Linked DNA regions of Homo sapiens: region 1 is linked to region 2. The links are chromatin loops, found by intact Hi-C in ENCODE. Cell type or tissue: CD4-positive, alpha-beta T cell. All regions are shown on one strand. Links, peaks and the distances in the headings refer to the core of each region. The heading gives the core; the rest is flanking DNA. Region 1 overlaps ZBTB16 (zinc finger and BTB domain containing 16). Region 2 has its middle 9.3 kb from the start of HTR3B.

Evidence for each region. Hi-C counts contacts between places; a loop is a spot of excess contacts. Peaks named below come from ENCODE experiments on the same cell type or tissue, not always from the same donor. Only the 100,000 strongest peaks of a DNase experiment are listed, where the experiment ranks them.
Region 1: a loop joins it to region 2, with 11 times the contacts of the local background. A loop is called at or near these places in 14 of 110 quality-filtered maps.

What each region holds. Positions count from the first base shown.
Region 1 is chr11:114,189,510-114,201,092 of GRCh38, forward strand. The region is part of intron 4 of ZBTB16 (zinc finger and BTB domain containing 16); the gene reads left to right. Among named protein-coding and RNA genes, the nearest start is that of NNMT, 100 kb to the right of the region's middle. In CD4-positive, alpha-beta T cell, for the core only: CTCF peaks have their summits at 5,225, 5,436 and 6,972 (motif pointing left); a DNase peak (open chromatin) is centred at 6,962.
Region 2 is chr11:113,889,698-113,901,280 of GRCh38, forward strand. It overlaps a transcript of HTR3B not described here. Among named protein-coding and RNA genes, the nearest start is that of HTR3B, 9.3 kb to the right of the region's middle. RefSeq lists a silencer at 6,077-6,277. In CD4-positive, alpha-beta T cell, for the core only: CTCF peaks have their summits at 6,744 (motif pointing right) and 6,946; a DNase peak (open chromatin) is centred at 6,804.

The DNA.
Region 1 (11,583 bases), core at 1,632-9,631, 300 kb after region 2:
GCAATTCCTCAAGAGGTTAGCTGAGGCAGGCAGATCATGAGGTCAGGAGATCGAGACCATCCTGGCCAACATGGTGAAACCCCGTCTCTACTAAAAAAATAGAAAAATTAGCTGGGCGTGGTGGCATGTGCTTGTAATCTCAGCTACTTGGGAGGCTGAGGCAGGAGAATCACTTGAACCAGGGAGTCGGAAGTTGCAGTGAGCTGAGATTGAGCCACTGCACTCCAGCCTGGCGTCAGAGTGAGACCCCGTCTCAAAAAAAAAAAAAAAAGGTTAAACACAGAATTATCATACGATGCAGCAGTTCTTCTTTTAGGTATACAGCCAAGAGAAGTGAGAATATATGTTCACACAAGAACCTGTACGTGAATGTTTATAGCAGCATTATTCATAATAGCCAAAAAATGGAAACAACCCAATGTCTATCAACTGGTGAATGGATAAACAAAGTGTGGTATATTCATACCATGGTATACTATTTGGCCTTAAAAAGGAATGAAGTACTGATACATACTACAACACAGATGAACTTGAACATGCTCCATGAAAGAAGCCAGATGCAAAATGATTCTGTTCATGTAAAATATCTAGAATAGGCAAATCTATAGAGACAGAAAGTAAATTAGTAGGTGCCAGGGGCTGGGGAAGTTGCGAGGAAATTGAGAGCGACTGCCGATGGAGCTGGAGTTTCTTCATGGAGTGATGAAAATGTTCTAAAATTGATTGTGGTGATGACTGCACAGCTTCGAATACTGAGGCTCCTCGACTTACAATGGGACTGTGTCCTGATAAACCCATCATAAGTAGAAAAGATAATAAACTGAAAATGCATTTAATCCAACTAACCTACTGAACATCATAGCTTAGCCTAGCCTACCTTAAATGTGCTCAGAACACTTACATTAGCCAACAGTTGGGTAAAATCATCTAATATAAAACCTATTTTATAATAAAATTGTTGAAGATCTCATGGAATTTATTATATCCTGTACATGACTTCAAAACTGTGATGGTTTCCCACAATTATAAACTTGAAAAATCCTAAGTCGGGGACCATTCTGTGTATTAGTTGAACTGTACACTTTAAAAGACATGAATTTTATATTAAATGGTATGTGTATTAGGTCTCTGAAAAGCGGCATGGGTGTGTACATGTATATAAATGAGCTCTGCCAGTGTCAGTAAGAGTCACTGGCATCACTCATGCCACCTCTCTCTCATACACACACACACACACACACACACACACATATATATACACACATGTGTATACATACACACACAAACAGAGTGACGTGCCATGTATTAAGCCGTTCTTGCATTGCTGTAAAGAAATGCATGAGACTGGGTAATTTACAAAGAGGTTTAATTGGCTCACAGTTCTGCAGGCTTTCCAGGAAGCATGATGCTGGCATCTGCTCAGGCTCTGGGGAGGCCTCAGGAAGCTTACAATCATGGTGGAAGGCAAAGGGGGTGCAGGCATGTCACGTGGCCAGAGCAGGAGCTAGAGAGAGAGAGTTGGGTGAGGGAGAAGCAGCTGCACACTTTTAAATGACCAGTTATCTAAGAGAACTCACTCATTGTCATGAGAATAGCACCAAGAGGTTGGTGCTAAACCATTCAGGAGAAATCCACCCCCATGATCCAATCACCTCCCACCAGGCCTCACCTCCAGCATTGGGGATTACAGTTCAACATGAGATTTGGACAGGACAAATATCCAAACTATATTACACCATATAATAATAACATTTTGGTCAACAATGGATTGCATATATGACAGTGGTCTCATAAGATTATAATACCGTATTTTTACTGTGCCTTTTCTACATTTAGATGTGTTTAGATATGTAAATACTTACCACTGTGTTATAATTGCCTGCAGTGTTTAGTACAGTAGCATGCTGTAAAGGTTTGAAGTCTAGGAACAATTGGCTGTCCCATATAGCCTAGGTGTGTAGAAGGCCGTACCATCTAGGCTTATGTAAGTGTGCTCTAGGATGTAGCCTAGAAGCTACCCACTAGGAAGTGGAGAGCTGGAACTTGACCCAACTCACGTGCTCTTTCCACGACTCCCCAGCTGCCTGCACATTGACTGAGTGTTGTCCGTGGGCTAAAAGGCTCAGGATCATTTAGCTCACTGCCTTGTCATGGGCAGGGCTCTTTTGGCTCGCTGTGCCCTATTTAAGACAAAATTGTCTAATGAAACATTTCTCAGAACATATCCTTATCACTAAGTGACATTTGACTATACACACATGCATGCACGCACATATACACACACACGCATACGTAGCTTTACTGAGATATAATACATATACACACACAGATGTGCATTTATAGGGAAGGGGGAAAAGTAGTCCATTGGAGGGTTTTGACTGGGAGAATGACATGACTTGATTTATGTGTTTAAAAGATTATTCTGGCTCTTGTGTTGCGGACTGACCATAGAGAGTGTTGTCATGTAACAAACCACTCCAATAGTAGCTTAAAACAATAAAGTGTTATTGTCTCTGACAGTTCTTTGGATAACTGGGCTCAGCTGGGTGGTTTTCACTTGGGGTCTCATGTGGTTTCCATCAGGTAATGGCTGGAGCTGGTGTCATCTGAAGACTCGACTGGGCTGGATGTCCAAGATGGCTCCTTCACTCAATTATCTGAGTCTCAGTGTTCCTTTGCATGGCTTCTCTCTTCAGCAGAGTAACCTGGACTTGCTGTGTGACAGCTCAGGTTTCCAGGAGTCAGGACACAGGAACTGCCAGCCCTCTTAAAAGCTAGGCTGGAAGTACACAGCATTACTTCTACCATATTTCATCAATCAGATAGTCACAGGTCAGCCCCAGATAGAAGGCGGTGGAAGGCTGGACTCTCCTTCTCAGTAGGGAAGTGACAGAAACCTATAGGGAAGGAGGAATTGATGGCAGTCATCTTTGGAAACAAGCTACCACAGGGGACTAAAGTGGAAGAAGGAAGAACACCAGTCAGCTGCTGTTAAGATTATTGTCATCAGTATTTCAGCGTTCTTGTCCTTGCCTTTTCTGAGTGGAAAACATGCCTCCTGACTGGCATCTTGAGCTTTGGTCTGGAGGGGCCTTGCCCTGTCATGATGGGAGGGGAGCTTTACAGGTGAGCTGTCATTCCAGTCAGCATCTCCCTAGCTCAGTTATAGAGAAAGTGACCTGGCTAGGTTATTTTGCCCAGGGTTCCAGAGGTGGTTGTCATGAAAGCAAGGGGAGAACCGGGTCTCCCAGGGTCCCAGCCATTTTCTTATTGCTAGACCGCATGTAACTGAGAATCCCACTCTGAGAGTTCTAATCTGGGGGAATGAGCTGTGAGCCAGCTTTGCCAAGCAGCTTAATTCTGTCCATCCAGATTAAATTTGCAGCAGCAGGGAGCCAGCTGCCCTCTCAGCCAGGGGCAGGGGAGTAAGCTGAGTCCCCGAGGGATGAGCAGCTGTGGAGGCTGTTCCTAGGCGGACCCCAGACATATGGAGCACCCCCTGTGTGCCTGGCACCTGCTGGGGATATGATGGTGACCAACTCAGGCACATGCCCTGTTCTTGAAATAAGCTGAAGGTCTGAATGTGGTGGTCTGGGCCTTTTGTTTTTTCCCCAGAGATCTTGTGGATGGGGCTCCTCAGCTGGAGGAGGGAGAGGTCAGCTACCGAGTGCCCCCTGCTGATGTTGAGGTAAAATGTGGCTTGCTCAATAGGCCACATGTGGTGTGCTCAATAAAGATTGAGTAAACTGAGCTCTTGAAAGGATGGGGAATGGAGAAAATGAATCCAAATTAGGGGTGAGAGACCAAGGTGGATGCTTTGAGAAGGGCTCCCTGCCAGCCTTAGTGTGAGCTGTGGGCGAGCTCCCCCAGCAGGGAAGAGCCACTTCCTTGTGTGGGGCAGGTGTCGTGCTCAGTGCCGAGGGGAGATACAACAGCAGTTTTACCCTCAGGATAGGGCTGGCAAAGAGGGGTCCTGTGTGACCATGGTGACTCTTTCCGACATGTGGCAGAGCTCATTCATCACTCACAGCGCTACTTCCTGCTGAACTCAGGTGGATTTTTAGTTCCCCTAATAATCAATGAGAGAATACAGTCTGAAATCTATTTGCCCTCTCTGTTCCAGGAAAGGGGTCCCAGGAGGAAGGGAGTTGCCTGATGACAGGGAGCGCTGAAAATGTCACTAAAGCTATTGGAGTGGGAAAAGCCAGGTGGGAGACCAGGTACCGTTGGGAAGCCAACGGGAGAGTAGGTAGGGAAGAGCTCTGAAAAAGAGAAGGAATGGAGACCCTGGGACAGTAAAAATACTGCCAGTGCCACTTGATATTTTTGCTACCTTAGTTTATAAAACAATTTCCTTGATTACACCCATTTAACAGATGAGACCATGGAGGCCTAGACACTACCCACTAGGAAGTAGAGAACTGGAACTTGACCCAACTCCAACTCAAGTGTTCTTTCTACTACTCCCTGGCTGCCTCCGCACTGACTGAGTGTTGTCCAGTAGTCTGTAGGCTGATTGGTTCCGGGTGATCCTGTTTAGAGGTCATTGAGTTCATGGCCCTGCCTGGGAAGAGCTCTTTTGGAACCCTGTGCTCCATTGCACTAAGAAGCCGCAACACCCTGATGTGTACATCCTCCTCCTGGAGTAGGATACAGTTTGCCTGAATCAGATCAGTTTCATATCCAAGGCTGCCATGTGGGAGTTCATGGAGCTCACGTGTGGCTTTGCATAGGGCAGGTGGTTATGGTGTTGTACAGGTATTCTTGAAACTGGAAAATGAATTTAATGGAAACTATTTCCAATTCCAGCCTATCCAAGAGAATGGCATGTTCACATCTCACCCTTTTGACCCTATTTGACCTGGATTTCTGTCCTGGTGTGTGTGACCCCTCCTTGCCCCCTGCCCTCAAGATCTTGACGGGCTCAAGCTGGTGTTCTAGGAGGCCACGCTTATGGTTGGGCTGGGCTCAGGCTTTGTTGTCACATTCAGTTTTCTGTTTTGGTACAACGAAGGCTTTGAGGAGATAAACAGAGATCATTTTACACCTTTTATATTATGACAAATACATATTGCAAAACACTGCTGCTTCCAAAATGTTTGGGTTGCAGAGCAGTGAGGAATTAACAGCTAGGCAGTTCCCGAGATGCTTGTACTTCATTTACACATCAGAATTTTTTTTACACTGTTCAGTAAAATAAAAGTGAGAAAACACACATACGTGCACGTGCACACCCCCATGCACACCCAGTGCACCACCTGGCTTCTATATCAGGAATGTCTTAAATTAGTAAGTAGTTCTTTAAGTCCAGATAAACTGATAAATACCATTAATGGCTTAATTTATTCTCTGGGTTTGAAATTTGACACACGGACACTATCTTGGCTCAGGAAACACAAGTGGTTTTGTGCCAGAGGTTTTAATGACCGATCAGTAATATAAATTGCTGCATCACTGAGCAGAAATAGCTTCTCCATGTCATTTGATCTGGAAACTTCTCTGGCCAGGCAGCAGTTAATAAATTTAAAAATAATTACCCTCTTTATTCAAAGTCAAACTAATTAGGAGTGGGTTTTACAAATCATAATGTTGTTCAAGCCACTGTACATCCCCATTTGGGACTTGAACAGGCCTGGGGGCAACAGACAGGATCCGGTGGTGTTAATTAGAGGGCAGCGAGATAACTTGGCTGCTGAGCTCCAGGGTAGGAGGCCGGGCAGTCTTCAGCATGCCCTCGGGAGAAAATGGGAGGTCTGAGCAAAGAGGCCATGAGGGTGACCTGTAGGAACCTTCAACTCTTTCAGTCCATCTGTAGGGGACCCAGAGCAGCCACCTATTGGTAATGTGAACATGGGGGAGTTGGGGCCAGGGCTGGTCTGTGTGGGCCTGGCCAGAGAGACTGAGGGAGTCAGGGAGCAGGAAAGGGGGATGGGCAAATGACTGCCTGGGGACAAGAGACCTGCCTGAAGGCAGGGAAGTGGATGGGATGATCTCTAGAGGACATTACTTCCTAGGAAAGTTTGAGCCCTAACAGAGTGGTGCAGGTTTGTCATGCAGATTGCAGGGAAGAGGAACCCCATGAAGCCTAAAGTCAGAGTGTCAAGTGCAGGGTATTTGGTGCACAGTGACCCAGAACTTGGGATCTGGTGTCAGACTATCTAGATTCCAATTCCAGCCCCATCACAGATTGGATAATCTCAATATAGGCCTCGCATGGAGTAAGTGCTCAGGAAATGGAGGTGCCAGTTTCTCTCATCGCATCATCCTGGTCTTCCTCAGAGGCTTCTGAGAACATGGATTTCCCCCACTGGATAGGTTGACGGGGCCAAGTCAGTGAGGATGGTGTTGGAGGAATAGGAACAGTATACACCTGCTTTGCAAGGCCATGGTGAGGTCTTCCAGGATCCCTGACTATGTCCTCCGGCCAAGAGGACATTTGCAATGTGCCCACTGAGTTAACAGCCACTGGGGCCCTCTCAGTGCAGTTGAAAGAAGTGAGGGCAGATTGAAGCTCCACACTTTGAGCAATCTCAGGGAGCAGATTTGGTAGATCTTAAGGCCCTGAGGTCTGGAATGCCCAAAGCTTCCCAAAGGAACCATTCCCTGTTGGTGTCTAAACAGGTGATGTGTAAACCCAGGCCAGACAGGCCGCAAAACTGGAATCGAGACTAAGCAGGTGTACCAGCCTCCAGGAGCACCAGGCCTGTGCCCTTCCACGTCTTAAGAGGAGGCTTCAGTGACTGGTGCCCTCAAAGGCTCAGGAATTTTGGGTTCCTGGTAGGGTCCTGAACCATGTCTGCTATCACCAGGAACCTGGGTATTCCCTATCTCTTGACTTCTTCAAATAGAACCTTCCACCTCATCCTACCTTTTCGCCAGTAAGAAAAAAGAGGCAAGGTCATTCCTAGGTTTAGAAGTTCTGAGGCTGGGAAGCTTAAGGGCACCCTCTGCAGGCCCAGGGTACTAGGTTGAACTAGACCCTAGACTTACCCTGGAGGAATTCAGCTCTCTCCTCCAGCCCTCAACCTGCCCTGCAAGGTCTGCCAGGTTAGTGACTCAAGTTTGCTGTGAGAGTAGCCTGTGTAGCTGGCTTATCCTGTAGTTCCTTCATTTCCTCATTCTCTGAGTTTTTAAGTACCTACTGTATGCTAGGTGCTTTGTGGACTTAATACATAATAGTGAACAGAAATTGGGCCCTGCCTTCCTGAAGGTTACGGTGTTATGAAGGAAATGAGCATGTAGGTTGAACTTGCCTTAGGTACAGATAATTCAATAGCTGTACTCTTTTGGATACTTTTGAGTTATTATTTTTATTAAGTCTTCACTATAGTCCAAAAATATAGACCTTTTTTCCTCCCTAATCTTTGCCAGAGAAAACTGAGTCCCAGAAAGGTTAAGGAAGACCAATCTGGGGCAGGACTTGAATGTGTGCCTTGGGCTTCTGTACCCCAGAGCCCACATTTTAGCATTGTCTTCCCTCCCTGTGGGGGCCTGGGCATCAGCTCTCATGTGCGGATCAATGGATCAAAGCCCCTATTTGAAAAAGGGGGTCAGTTAAGAACACACAATCCAAACTAGAATTAGGGCCCACGAGTTCAGCCCAAGGTTCTCTCCACTGTGACTACAAAATAAGTACTTTCTTTTACTGGCCTAGAAAAGGTTGCTTAGTTTCCACATTACTGCGTCACAGGGGAAGCCACTCAACCAGATGCAAATGTTGAGATGCTGGTTCTCATCCACTGTGTTGTCGGCTGCAAGAGTCTTGCAGTCCAGAAACGGCATACCTCTGGCGGCTGAGGGTCCATGCTGTGGACTCTGCCCTTCCCTTCTAGCAGGGAGTGGGCATTGGAGGGAACCCCACCCAAAGGGTCCTCTTCGTTTCAGTGTGAAGGAGTCTAGGAGGCATATACTCTGTCTTCCCCCCACTCTCTGTTTCTCTCTCTTTGTCTCTCTCTCTCTCTTTGCACTGTGTGGCCTCCCCCTTTGGAGGTGCAGAACTGTCTCTCCAACCTTGGTGTTGGCTGCCTGCTTGCACTGGCCCCTCTCTCCTGATATGTTAATAATATTTGGAGGAAGCTTCAGAGACAGTCCCTGGCTCTGAACTTCAGAGTAGAAAATGAAGTCCTTGTTTGGAGAATTTTCTGTAGTGGGTGATCATGGTGGGGGCAGGGGGTGGGGTGGGAGTAGCAGGCAAGACAGAGGATTTATTTTATTTTAATTATTATTTTTGAGACAGAGTCTCGCTCTGTCGCCCAGGCTGGAGTGCAGAAGGCAGAGGATTTAAAAGGGTGAGCAGCAACGCTCCTTCCCTCAGGATAGCTGCTGGCCTTGCCCCCTCCTGCCCTGAGCTTGGCACGAGGGACAGTGCTGGGCACCAAGGAGTCCTGTAATGATAGGAAAACTGGCAACTGTTCTAGTTCCTGCTCTCAAGAACAGCCTCCCAGTGGCTGGTCCCAGAGGAGCTGGGAGGGGGCCAGATGATGACAAATAACTTAATCTACCTAAACTTTACATGAAAAAAAAAAAAAATCCAAACGAACCTCAAACCTCTGTCCAAGGTGGAGGGTATCGGGGAGGACAGGACAGTGAGTCATCAGAGGGACAGGCAGACTCCATGTGGTTTGCTGTGACCTCCCCATTGAAAACATAATAGCATTTGACTTTTATAAATATCAGAGGTGATTTGTATAGCATTTCACATTCTGTGCCAAGGAATTTAACATGAGAAAGCTCAGGCTGAAGAACGGCCGCGGAACGTCATAGGCACTTTGGGAGGAGGGTCATGTGCTGCTGTTTGTACAGTCAGTGCCCCAGCATAGATTTACTCTTGACCTAATTTCATGCTGTTACTATAAAGGCATGTTTGATGCCTAATATAGAGTTTTATTTTCCAAGCACAGGGGCTCTCGGCTGTGCTGGAGCTGCTTGCTGTAGAGTAGGGAGGAACAACCCAGCCGTCTCCTGCTGGCCCAGACCAGCTATTCTTTCTCTCCATTGTTCACCCTAGTGGCTCCCAGGGCCCCTCTGGCCACCTTCTGGAGGGGCCCCCGATACTCTTTTTTAAATTAATAAATTTCATTTTTTTAAGAGCAGCTTTAGGTTATAGCAAAATGGAATGGAGAGTATAGAGTTCCCACTGTACCCCCGTCCTCACACGCAAGTGCACAGCCTCCCCCACCATCAACATCCCACGCCACATGGGTGGTACATTTGTTACAATTGGTGAGTCTACGCTGGCACATCATTGTCACCCAGGGCCCACAGTTCACATGAGGGTTCACTCCTGGTGGTGTACAGTCTGTGGATTTGGACAGACATGTAAGGACACGCATTCACCATTTTTGTATCATACAGAATAGCCGCTTCACTGCCCTGAAAGTCCTTTGTGCTCTGCCCTTTCATCACCCCAGCACATTTTATATGAAGCATCACTGCCCTGGACAGTGATTTGAGGGGATCAGTGGTGTTTGGCTCTTTTGGGATTGGAGAAGGAGAATTTAAGCAAGGCAGGTTTGGATTAGAAAGGGCTGAAGCTCATTTCCTCCACAGACATCTTGAGTGTTTCTCGATGCCAGACATGGATGCTGGGTCCTGGGATAGGGATTTTGGACATGTATGCTGGGACCTGGGACCGGGATGCCAGACACGGATGCTGGGCCCCGGGACGGGGATGCCGGACATGGATGCCGGGCCCCGGGACGGGGATGACGGACATGGATGCCGCTGGGCCCAGGGACGGGGATGCCGGACATGGATGCCGCTGGGCCCAGGGACGGGGATGCCGGACATGGATGCCGCTGGGCCCCGGGATGGGGATGCCGGACATGGATGCCGCTGGGCCCCGGGACGGGGCTGCTGGACATGGATGCCGCTGGGCCCCGGGACGGGGATGCTGGACATGGATGCTGGGCCCCGGGATGGGGATGCCAGCCATGGATGCCGCTGGGCAGTGGGCAGGACACAGACCTTGCCCTTCCCCGGCCTCCCACCCTAGTGGAAATGTGATTGCAGATTACCATTGGGGATGTGGAGGCAGCATGGTGTTTGGAAGCAATAATGAATTAGGAGAAGGAGAACTAGGTTCTTATCCTGGCTCTGCTATGGACTTGCTTCATATGGGACAAATGGCTTCGTTTCCTTGCTTCTCTCAAAGGTAGTGTGTAGGAATTGGGCAAGAAAAGTACTGTTTGGGGGGTTCTGTGGTTCCAAGGACAGCCTAAGATTCTGATCTTGCATTGATGGTCTGTATTTTTCTCAACCTTAGTTTTTCACATTTGTAAACTACGATTAATAATCATAATGGTTGCTGTAAGAACTACATAAAACCATACATGTGGGGCCGGGCACGGTGGCTCACACCTGTAATCCCAGCACTTTGGGAGGCCGAGGTGGGCGGATCATGAGGTCAGGAGATCAAGACCATCCTGGCTAACATGGTGAAACCCTGTCTCTACTAAAAATACAAAAAATTAGCCGGGCTTGGTGGCGGGCACCTGTAGTCCCAGCTACTTGGGAGGCTGAGGCAGGAGAATGGTGTGAACCCGGGAGGCGGAGCTTGCAGTGAGAAGAGATCACGCCACTGCACTCCAGCCTGGGGGACAGAGCGAGACTCCGTCTCAAAAAAAAAAAAAGAAAAAAAGAAAAAAAAAATCATACATGTGAAGCCCTGAGCCCTGGGAAGGAGGACTGATGTATGCATAAGTGGTAGCTGCTTGCTACTGTTATTTTTAGAGGCCTGCAGTTTCTGTCCCTCACCAGTAGACAAGAATTCCTCCACTTTATTTAGTAGCTTATTCAGTAACAGTGTATTAAATACCTACTGTGTCTGAAGAAGGGATTAAAGATGAAGATCTTTTGCCTCTTAAAAACTGTTCTAGAAATTGGAGGGGAAGGATAGAGTCTGATCTTTGAGGACTATTATTCAGAACGTGGTCTGTGCCCAGCACTGTGGCTTTTTATGTATGGTCCAATATAGTCATCAGGACACCACTAAGGGGGGCTTCACTGTCTGCATCACTGATGAGGAATCACAGGCCCAGAGAGGCTTAAATAATATGACTCATCCAGTGGCAGGACTGGGATTCCAGGTTGGTGTTTTCTTGGGGTGATCTGGCAGGACTCACCGTCCTCACTGGTCTGAGTTGCCCCTTCACTCTCAGAATTGTCCCCACATCCGAGTCCTGAATAATCAACCTCAGTTCTTGATCTCAGGTTTCCACTCGTCTCCCCTCGTGCCCATGCTCAGCCCCTCAAGCTTCTCCTTTATCCCTCTCTCTCCCACTGTCCACTCCTGTGTTTCCTCTCTGACTTCTCACCCTTCTCCTTAGTGACGCCATGGCTGCCTGATGACAGAAAGGAGTTAATAAAAACCAATGTGTAACTGAAACTTGAAAGGCCATAAATTGCCTTGTTTTTTCTAGGATGTTGGTAGCATTTTGATTTAATAGTTGGACAAACACAAGGGCCTATTTTATTCAGAGTTTACAGGCCTCAAGGCTGTTATTCCTCCAAAGTTAATAGCATTGAAATTGCAGGGTTTGCTATAATTTGCCTATCGCTTTCTGCTCCACCATTGATGTTTAC
Region 2 (11,583 bases), core at 1,835-9,834:
AATTAAATTTCAACCTGAGTTTTGGAGGGGACATTCAAACCATAGCAAGATGTTGGGGGTCTCTGTGTTGGTTTTCATAAAAACTAAAAATCTAGGCCAGGCACGGTGGCTCACGCCTGTAATCCCAGCACTTTGGGAGGCCGAGGCGAATGGATCACCTGAGGTCAGGAGTTTGAGACCAGTCTGGCCAACATGGAGAAACCCTGACCAACATGGCGAAACCCTGTCTCTACTAAAAACCCAAAAATTAGCCAGGCATGGTGGTGTGTGCCTGTAATCCCAGCTACTAAGGAGGCTGAGGCAGGAGAATCACTTGAACCCGGGAGGTGTAGGTTGCAGTGAGTGGAGATCACTCCGTTGCACTCCACCCGGGGCAACAAGAGTGAAACTCTGTCAAAAAAACAAAAACAAAAACAAAAAAACCCTAAAAATCTAAGCCACTTTATTGATATAATGCCTCATCTGTGTCTTGAACTCCTGGCCTCAAGCAGTCCTCCTGCCTTGGCCTCCTGACGTAAGTGCTGGGATTACAGGCATGCGCTACCATGTCCAGCTGAGACCTCATCTTCATCTTTAACTGAGCTATAAAGAGCTTATTTTCCCTTTTCTAAATGACAGATTGAAAATAGTTTTGTTGGGCCAGGCACAGTGGCTCAAGCCTATAGTCCCAGCACTTTGGGAGGCCGAGGGGGGGCGGATCACGAGGTCAGGAGTTCAAGACCAGCTGGGCCAACATGGTGAAACCCCGTCTCTACCAAAAATACAAAATTTAGCTGGGCGTGGTGGCACACACCTCCAATCCCAGCTACTCAGGAGGCTGAGACAGGAGAATTGCTTGAACCTGGAAGACAGAGGTTGTAGTGAGCAAAGATCGAGCCACTGCACTCTAGCCTAAGCAACAAAGTGAGACTCTGTCTCAGGAAAAAAAAAAAAAGAAGAAAGAAAGAAAAAGAAAGAAAATAGCTTTGTTCTCACAAAATAATTGAAATTTTTTGTTTGTTTGTTTTTGTTTTTGTTTTTTTGAGACAGAGTTTCATTCTGTCGCCCAGGCTGGAGTGCAGTGGTACAATCTTGGCTCACTCCAACCTCTGCCTCCCAGGCTCAAGTGATTCTCATGCCTCAGCCCCGCGAGGAGCAGGGACTACAGGCATGTGCCACCACGCATGACTAATTTTTGTTTTTTCATTTTTTGTTTTTGAGACAGAGTCTCGTTCTGTCACCCAGGCTGGAGTGCGGCTCACTGCAGCCTCTACCTCCCGGGTTCAAGTGATTCTCGTGCCTCAGCCTCCTGTGTTGCTGGGACTACAGGCCTGCACCAACACGCCCAGCTAATTTTTGTATTTTTAGTAGAGATTGGGTTTCACCATGTTGGGCAGGCAGGTTTCAAACTCCTGACCTCAAGTGATCTGCCCACCTTGGCCTCCCACAGTGCTGGGATTACAGGTGTGAGCCACCACGCCCGGTCTAACTTTTTTTCTGAGACAGAGTCTTGCTTTGTTGCCAGGCTGGAGTGCAGTGGCGCGATCTCAGCTCACTGCAACCTCCACCTCCTGGTTCAAGTGATTTCCCTGCCTCAGCCTCTCAAGTAGCTGGGATTACAAGCACACACCACCACGCTCAGCTACTTTTTGTATTTGTAGTAGAGACAGGGTTTCACCATGCTGGCCAGGATGGTCTGGATCCCCCGACCTTGTGATCCGCCCCCCTCGACTTCCCAAAATGCTGGGATTACAGGTGTGAGCCACCACACCCAGCCAAACTCAGCTTTTAATTGTTGGTTAATCGCTCTCTGTTTTTCTTTATCTTTTTCCTGAGTTCAAGTCAACTCAATAGCCATACCCACTCAATTCCACTGTTTTTTTTTTTTTTTTTTTTTTTTTTGGAAACAGAGTCTCGCTCTGTCGCCCAGGCTGGAGTGCTGTGGTGCGATCTCGGCTCACTGCAAGCTCCGCCTCCCAGGTTCATGCCATTCTCCTGCCTCAGCCTCCTGAGTAGCTGGGACTACAGGCGACAGCCAACACACCCGGCTAATTTTTTTTGTATTTTTAGTAGAGATGGGGTTTCACGTGTTAGCCAGGATGGTCTCGATCTCCTGACCTCATGATCTGCCCACTTTGGCCTCTCAAAGTGCTGGGATTACAGGCGTGAGCCACCGCGCCCGCCCCTGGGTCCCATCTTATACCATAATGTCAGAATCTATAGAGATGGGACCCAGGTCATTTAAAAATACTCGATGAGCCTCATGTGCTGCCATGCTTGCAGATTACTTGCTTAGACATCACAGCAGTATAACTTAGACTTCAGATTTTAAAATTTCATATTTTATTCTTAAAATATGTGGTCAAGATAGGAACCATGTGACTCTGGTAAAATTATGGCAAAGTCATCAACAAATATTTGGGGAAAGAGCTTTTTCCAGGAGGCGTAATATTTTTTTTCTTTCTTTGAGATGGAGTCTTGCACTGTTGCCCAGGCTGTAGTATAGTGGTGCGATCTCGGCTCACTGCAACCTCCACCTACTGGGCTTAAGTGATTCTCCCGCCTCAGCCTCCCAAGTAGCTGGGACTACAGGCAGGCGCCACCATGCCCGGTTAATTTTTGTATTTTTAGTAGAGATGGGGTTTCACCATGTTGGCCAGGCTGGTATCGAATTCCTGACCTCAAGTGACCCGCCTGCCTCAGTCTCCCAAAGTGCTGGGATTACAGGTGTGAGCCACCGTACCTGGCCAGGAGGAGAAATATTAACTTGAAAAAAGCAATGCCGGGTGCGGTGGCTCACGAGGTCAGGAGTTCGAGACCAACCTGACCAACATGGTGAAACCCCGTCTCTACCAAAAATACAAAAATTAGCCAGGCGTGGTGGCACACACCTGTAATCCCAGCTACTTGGGAGGCTGGGGCAGGAGAATCGCTTGAACCTGGGAGTGGGAGGTTGCAGTGAGCCGAGATCGTGCCATTGCACTCCAGCCTAGGTGACAGAGCGAGAGTTCATCTTTTAAAAAAAAAAAAAAAGCAATAAACCAGCCTGGCCAACATGACGAAACCCTATCTCTACTAAAAAATACAAAAATTAGCCAGATGTGATGGTTATGATCCCAAGGATGCCTGTGAAACCAGGTACTCAGGAGGCTGAAGCAGGAGAATCACTTGAATCCCAGAGGCGGAGGTTGCAGTGGGCCCAGATCGCACCACTGCACTCCAAACTGGGTAAGAGACCGAGACTCCGTCTAAAAAAAAAGTAAAAAGCAACACAACACATAATTAGCCAGGTGTGATGGCATCGTCTGTAATCCCAGCACTTTGGGAGGCTGAGGTGGGAGGATCTCTTGAGGTTAGGAGTTGGAAACTAGCCTGGCCAACATGGTGAAACCCCATCTCTACGAAAAATACAAAAATTAGCCAGGTATGGTGGTGGGTGCCTGTAATGCCAGCTACTCAGGAGGCTAAGCCCCAGAATCGCTAGAACCGGGAGACGGAGGTTGCAGTGAGCTGAGATTGCGCCACTGCACTCCAACCTGGATGACAGAGTGAGACTCTTTTTTGTTGTTGTTGTTGAGATGGAGTCTCACTCTGTCGCCGAGGCTGGAGTGCAGTGGCGCGATCTCAGCTCACTGCAACCTCTGCCTCCCGGGTTCTTGCCATTCTTCTGCTCAGCCTCCCGAGTAGCTGGGACTACAGGCACCCGCCACCACGCCCAGCTAATTTTTTTGTATTTTTAGTAGAGACGGGGTTTCACCATCTCAGCCAGGATTGTCTCCATCTGGGATTACAGGCCTGAGCCACCGCGGCCGGCCCAGAGTGAGACTCTTGTCTCAAAAAAGAAAAAGAAAAGTGTTAATTGTATTTCTGTATGTTTGGGCTCTGCAAAGTTAATCATCAGGTTACTGGAAATTTAATTGTCTTCTTTTAAATTTATTTTTATTTTATTTATTTATTATTATTATTTTTTGTGATGGAGTCTCGCTCTGTCACCCAAGCTGGAGTGCAGTGGCATGATCTCGGTTCACTGCAACCTCCACCTCCCGGGTTTAAGCGATTCTCCTGCCTCAGACTCCCAAGTAGCTGGGACTACAGGCACAGTCACCATGCCCGGCTAATTTTTGTATTTTTAGTAGAGACAGAGTTTCACCATGTTGGCCAGGCTGGTCTCTTGACCTCGTGATCCGCCAGCCTCAGCCTCCCAAAGTGCTGGGATTACAGGCGTGAGCCACCGCTCCTGGCCTATTGTTATTTTGGGGGGCCAAGTCTTGCTCTGTTGCCCAGGCTGGAGTGGAGTGGCACAATCTCTGCTCACTGCAGCTTCCGCCCCCTGGGTTCAAATGGTCCTTGTGCCTCAGCCTCCCCAGTAGCTGGGATTACAAATGCATGCCACCACCCCAGCTAATTTTTGTATTTTTTGGTAGAGACAGGGTTTCAAGACTGGGTGTGTCTCACATCTGTACTTCCAGCACTTTGGGGGGCCGAGGCAAGTGGATCACTTGAGGTCAGGAGTTTGAGACCAGTCTGGCCAAATGACAAAACCCCATCTCTGCTAAAAATAAAAAATTTAGCCGGGCATGGTGGCAGGCGCCTGTAATCCCAGCTACTCAGGAGGCTGACGTTTGAGAATCGCTTGAATCCAGGAGGTAGAGGCTGCAGTGAGCTGAGATTGCTCCACTGCACTCTAGCCTGGGTGACAGAGCAAGACTCTGTCTCAAAAAAAAAAAGAAAAGAAAAGAAAGAAAGAAAGAAAGAAAAGGGACAGGGTTTCGCCACGTTGGCCACACTGGTCTCGAACTTCTGACCTCAAGTGATCCACCCGCCTCTGTCTCCCAAACTGCTGGGATTATAGGCGTGATACCATGATGCCTGGCCTTAATTGTCTTCTGAAGGAATAAGAAACTTAGTGCCTCCCGTGTGTCTGTGCTGTCTCTGAAACAGAAACTGATAGTGGTCTTTCTAGATCTTTTCAGACCTCCGTTCCTCTTCTGCACTCCCTCTCTTGGCTTCCCTGCACTGTGGCTTCCAAGGCCCACACCTAGGACTTTTGTTGGAGACGTCTCCTTGGCTACTAAAGCTTTGTCTGCCCAGGAAAAGACCAGGAAATATCTGGGAGTTCACTCCCTGTTCCCCTTAGCCAACAGCTGACAGGTGGGAGTGAGAGTGTGCAGGCCAGCTTCCCTTGTGTGGTTTTCACTGTCAAGTTTCCCTGAGGGTTCAAGCTGAAACCACGCTCCCCTTTCCCAATTTCTATTGGGAGTATTTCTAAAATTGATTGCTTGTACACAAAGCCTTATTATAGGTATGTTTCAGGGAAACCTAATCTAAGACAGTCAGCGTTACAGAGTTTTATCCCTCCTGTCAATATTAAAATTTGATATGGCTTTTAATTTTTTTAACTTTTAATTAAATTTTTATTTGACCAAGAGAAAACTGTCTAGAATTGTCTGACATTTAAAATCCACTTAAACAAAGCAGATTACCACCTTCAAGCATCACAATTATTCAGCATAAAGAACCTTTGTTGAAACATCTTTCTCATTTATTTAGGAGGAAAAATAAATCTAGAACAGAACCAAACAAAACTTTTTTATTTTTATTAAAAAATTCCAATTCTTAAAATACCATGAACCATCTACTGAAACTGTACTTCAACAAGGGGCAGGATTTATCTCAAGGCCATGTTCACCTGCAACCTGCTGATAAATCTCTTTTAGAAAACTTAAGTGGCTCTACTGCGATTATTGACTTGTGTCTGCTCCACTTGACTGTATGCAGATCGAAAGCAGGGTTGGTGCCTTCATAATCTCTAAATAATCTGAACATGGAAACGACTGCTTTGTGCTTTTAAAGAGCTCATATACTTCTAGTCCTGTTCCCTGGGGCATCCTCTGAAACCTGATACACCAGTCTGCCTACCAGGACACTGTGTTACTGGCCCGCTGGGTGGCCAGAGACGAGCTTTACTCTACTAGAAGACGCAGTTAGTCCCTCTGGGGTCCTATCTTCGTAGTAAATCCCTGATATGGCTTTTAATAATATTGTTTATAACTTTTCAGATGTGCAGAAGACTTATTCCCATTCTTAGGAAGACAGTAGGAAAGTTACACTGTAACTTTCACCCGTTCACCCTCTCTTCACCCAGCTGAATATCAGTATTCAGCATAAATGCCATTTGTGAAAAGTCACTGAGGCTGGGCATGGTAGCTCACACCTATGATCCCAACAATTTGAGAGGCTAAGGCGTCTCAGGAGTTGAGCCCAGGAGTTCAAGACTAGCCTAGGCAACATAGGGAAACTAAAAAAAAAAAAAAAAAATTAGCCAGGCATGGTGATACTTACTTGTAGTCCTAGCTACTCTGGAAGCTGAAGTGGGAGGATCACTTGAGCCCAGGAGGTCAAGGCTGAAGTGAGCTATGATCACACCACTGCACTCTAGCCTGGGTGACAGAGCGAGACCCTGTCTCAGGAAAAAGAAAAAGAAAAAAAGAAGTTACTGAGTCAGTTTCCCAGGAAACTTGGGAGCTCCTAGGGACCAAGAGTTTGGAAGAATTGCAGTAAGGAGGTAGGAGGAAGGAACTGGCCGGTCATAAGCTGTGTGAAAACAGATCGAATGGGTTGGTGTGGATTGGTGCTGGTGAACGCAAAGAGGAGAATTTACAGCAAAGACGAATAGTGGTGACATGAAGAGAGGCCTGAAATGACTTTGAAATCATTTGAAAGTGCACTGTATAATAAAACTTAAAATGAGTTGGCATAGTTTTCTGGGGTTGCGCAGAATTGGTTAAGGCAGGCACGACAGCCACCACAAGGTGGTGCTCTGATTATATTCACAGCCACCAACTCGAATTTCCTCAGAGCTTTACAGTTCCCCACTCTGCTCTCAGTCTTTCTGGGCTCTAACTAGGGGTCTGTCACACTCCAGCCATACTCAGCCAGCCTATTATTAGTGCCAAGCCTTCCTCCTGGCGCGATGACAGTGTAAATTTCAGCAATGGCAGAAGGGGGACAAATACAGCTGTTGTGCATTTTAGAATAATTGCTATAGGCCATTTGGAGACAGATTTATAATAACAGCACTTATACAGACTTATACAATATTTCACTTTCCTATTTTATCCCCGGTCAACACTCTGCATCATGAACTTTTGAATTCTTTCAACTCATGTGAGTCTAGAATTATCTTCCCCCAATTTTACAAAGTGAGGCTTGCACCCTCCCCCCGACCCCGTTCCCAGAAGGCACCATGCACTCTCATCTCAACCTCCAGCCCTTTCATGTGCAATTCCTTTTGCTGGGAGCTCCGTTCACCCTCTCCCCACTCAGATGAATATCAGTACTCAGCACAAATGCTATTTGTGAAAAGCCTCCACCTACTCCCACTCCAAGTCTGGGCTCCTTTCTTTGCCTGGGTCCTCTCCAGTTCATCCATCTATAGGCGTTTCTCTCAAAGATTTCTTATCTGTCACCTCCAATCCACCTCTCCCCAGCTTTCTTATCCATAGATTGTCAATGTCTATCACAATTTCCTACTTACTAAGTGGATGAATGAATGAATAAATAAATAAATTTCTAAAGGATCAAAGATCTTTCCTCATCTTGAGTCATAGCAGAGATGGAAATATCCAGAGATTTACACCTGAACCAGAACATCTCACTGGCTGCAGTAATTGACTGCCTTTCCCCAGAAAATGTCTAAATGGGTCTAAATGGAAATGTTGGGGGCCCTACAGTGAGCCATAGATCAGGGGAGATCCCCCAGTGCTGGCACAGCAAGACTTCAAGGCCCATAATCTGTGCAGAAGATCTAAACAACATAGTGTACAGGGTAAGACTGTCTGTCGTATATTGTAGTCTCACTAAGCGGTTTCTTGGAATTGATGTCATTGGGAGCGTAAACAGAAGCAGCAAGCTTCTGTGTTCCTCCAAGTTCCTTCCACCTTCTATTTTCCTCTAGCTTTTGGGGTACATCTTACCCCCAAGGACTGTAAAATCTCTGAACTTGGAGTACACTCTGAGTGAGTCAAAGGGACTCATGATCTGCCTGCACCGGTGTCTCATGTTTGTCTTTTGCACTAATTGCTCCCTGGTTCTGGAGCAAACCAAATAAAGGCAATCTTGCTTCAGAACCAAGTTGTCATTCTCACCCATCCTTTGTGAAATGGGTGGTGAGTGTATCTCATCTTGGATGTGGTTATGAAAAGGCTGGATTCCTCTTGGCATCATCTTTCTGGCATAAGCCAGAATTCTTTTCTGTTCATTTGTTAATTCTTTCTTCCCTGTTTTCCTCCCATCTTTCTGGAACACTCAATGAACACTTACTAGGTGCCAAGCTCTACGATGGAGATATAAAGCTGAATAACACAACATTGCTCCACCTTCAAGGTATTCACCAAATTCTAGACTGACAGAAAAGTAAACAAATACTTATAACACACCTGAATGAGTACTGTAATGTAGGAATATATGAGGCCTTGTAAGATCAAGGGAGTGGTCACAGCATGTAGTTAGATGTTTTGAAAACAGCTGGTGGGAGGGGTCCTGGTGGGAGTGTTTGCTGATTTCCATGTGACAAATTTTGTCATTATGACTTTCTTCCTTTCTTTCTTTCTTTCTTTCTTTCTTTCTTTCTTTCTTTCTTTCTTTCTTTCTTTCTTTCTTTCTTTCTTCCTTTCTTCCTTCCTTCCTTCCTTCCTTCCTTCCTCTTTCTTTCTTTCTCTTTTTCTCTCTCTCTTTCTTTTTCTCTTTCTTTCTTTCTTTCCTTCTTTCTTTCTTCTTTTGAGGCAGAGCCTCACTCTGTTGCTAAGGCTAGAGTACAGTGGCACAATCACAGCTCACTGCAGCCTTGACCTCCCCAAGCTCAGGTGATCCTCCCACCTCAGCCTCCCAGCTAGCTGGGGCTACAGGCACGCACCACGATACCCAGCAATTTTTTTGTAGTTTTCGTAGACACAGGGTTTCACTACGTTAGCCAGGCTGGTCTTGAACTCCTGGGCTCAAGTGATCTGCCTGAGTTAGCCTTCCAAAGTGCTTCCAAGGTGTGAACCACTGCTCCTGGCTGACTGATTTCAATTTACCAACTGATATCACTGGAAACAAATGAAAAAACAATGGTCTTTTTGATCAGTGAGAGCTGGCTCCAGCACGTGACCATGATTTCAGCCTTGTGAGACCCTGAGCAGATCTGTTCATTCTGTTCCTGGACTTTTGACCTACAGGACTGTGAGCTAGATGAGTGCTGTTTTAAGCCCATAAATTTGTGGTAATTTTTAATGCAGCCGTAGAAAACTAACTCAATGCTGTTTAAACCCTCTTTAAGGATGTGAAAACTAAGGCTTAGAAGCAGTAAGGAGTTTGACCAAGGCCATGAGCATCTAGCAAGCGATGAAGCTAGGATGCACAATGAGGTAAGTCTGACTTGAAGGCCTGGGACCTTATATCTTATGCTCTATGACCTCCCATAGAAAACCATGACACAAAAACCACGAAAGGCCAGAACCATGAGGGACTCCATTCCCTTGTTTATTTGTTTACTTTTTAAGGACCGTAAAATGTGCATTATTATTAAAAATGAAATTCTAAGCTAGAGGAAAATCGAATGCTGAGTGTGTCTTTGGACTTGAGGTGCCTCCTCTGTGGTTAGCTTGATATTGATTTCAGAGGAAAACACTGTGGAGTAACAGAAATTTCATATGGGACTCTACTCATTAAATGTTTGAGTTTGGCTGGAATGTCCATTTCTGCTTTTTTCCTCCAGCCTGACCAGATGTGCTCAGAAAATTTGGTTCCCCGAATATGTACATCTGTCAAAATTCCTGTCAATTTTAGCATGACTGCCAAGGGAGTGAACAAAGAGAGTTAGCGATTAACTTCAAAGAACTTTGTTGGAGAGGAATAAAGATATTTAAGGCCTATTTTTTGAACTAATTGCATTTGCATATTTATGGGATTTACTGGTATAGCAGTAATTAAAAACTATTTAGTAGTCTTAAAGGACGCATAACTCAGTTGCTGTTTGCATAATAAACACTTCCTTATTATGTTTGCATAATAAACCCTCTCCCCTTGCTTCTTCCAAAAGACATCGGTCGATCTAATAGGTGCCATATCTTACTTGAAAATAATGGAGAAACAGAGTGCAAAGGCTCATGGGGATGTGAAGTGGGGACTTCTAAAAGAAATATATTTTCAGGTACTTTCTTAATGATGGGCTTGGCCTGAACTTCTGTAAGAGAATCGCAGATTCAAATCCCAGATTAAGTCTTTGTTTCTTTTACCCAAGTAATGCCACTTAAGAAGTCCAAACACGTTTGGGTGAGGTGGCTTACACCTGTAATCTTAAAACTTTGGGAGGCCGAGGCAGGTGGATCACCTGAGGTCAGGAGTTCGAGACTAGCCTGGTGAAACCCTGTATCTACTAACAATACAAAAATTAGCCGGGTGTGGTGGCATGCACCTGTAGTCCCAGCTACTCGGGAGGCTGAGGCAGGAGAATCACTTGAACTTGGGAGGCAGAGGTTGCAGTGAGCCGAGATCACACCACTGCACTCCAGCCTGGAAAACAGTGCAAGACTCCATCTCAAAAAAAAGAAAGAAGTCCAAATGCCTAGCCCCTCATGATTCCAAATTTTGACTTACATATACTGATCTGCTGGAAAGGCTAGAATGAGACTTACCCCCACACTCATCCTTCCAAGGATGATGTCTGGGGAATTAGCAGAAACAATGCAGATAAAAAGCTTTCTCTGGGTGGATGTATTAGTCTATTCTCACACTGCTATACAGGCATACCTGAAACTGGGTTATTTATTTTATTTTATTTTGTTTTATTTTTTGAGATGGAGTTTTGCTCTTGTTCCCAGGCTGGAGTGCAATGACGCAATCTCGGCTCACTGCAACCTCTGCCTTCTGGGTTCAAGCGATTCTCCTTCCTCAGCCTCCTGAGTAGCTGGGATAACAGGCATGGGCCACCATGCCCAGCTAATTTTGTATTTTTAGTAGAGATGGGGTTTCACCATGTTGGTCAGGCTGGTCTCGAACTCCTGACCTCAGGTGATCCACGAGACTGGGTAATTTATAAAGAAAGTGGTTTAATTGACCCATAGTTCTGCATGGCTGGGGAGACCTCAGGAAACTTACAATCATGGTGGAAGGGGAAGGGGAAGCAAGGCAACATCATCCATGGTGGAGAGAGAGAGAGAAGGGGGAAGCGCCACACTTTTAAACTATCAGGTCTCATGAGAACTCACTATCATGAGAACAGCAAGGGGAAAATCTGCCCCCATGATCCAATAACCTCTCACCAGGCCCCTCCTCTGACACATGCGGATTGAAATTTGAGATGAGATTTGGGTGGGGACATACAGCCAAACCATATTAGTGGATGAAAAATGCTGTATGTAAGATAGTGAGGAGGGACCATTTTTGTGAAAAACTGAAGGGTGGGGAGAGGAGCAATACCAAACCTAAAAGAACTGAGTATGAGCTGGGTGTAGTGGTGCATGCCTATATTCCTAGCTACTGGGGAGGCCAAGGCGGAAGGATCACTTGAGCTCAGGAGATCAAGACCAGCCTGGGCAACATACCAACACCTCATCTCTACTA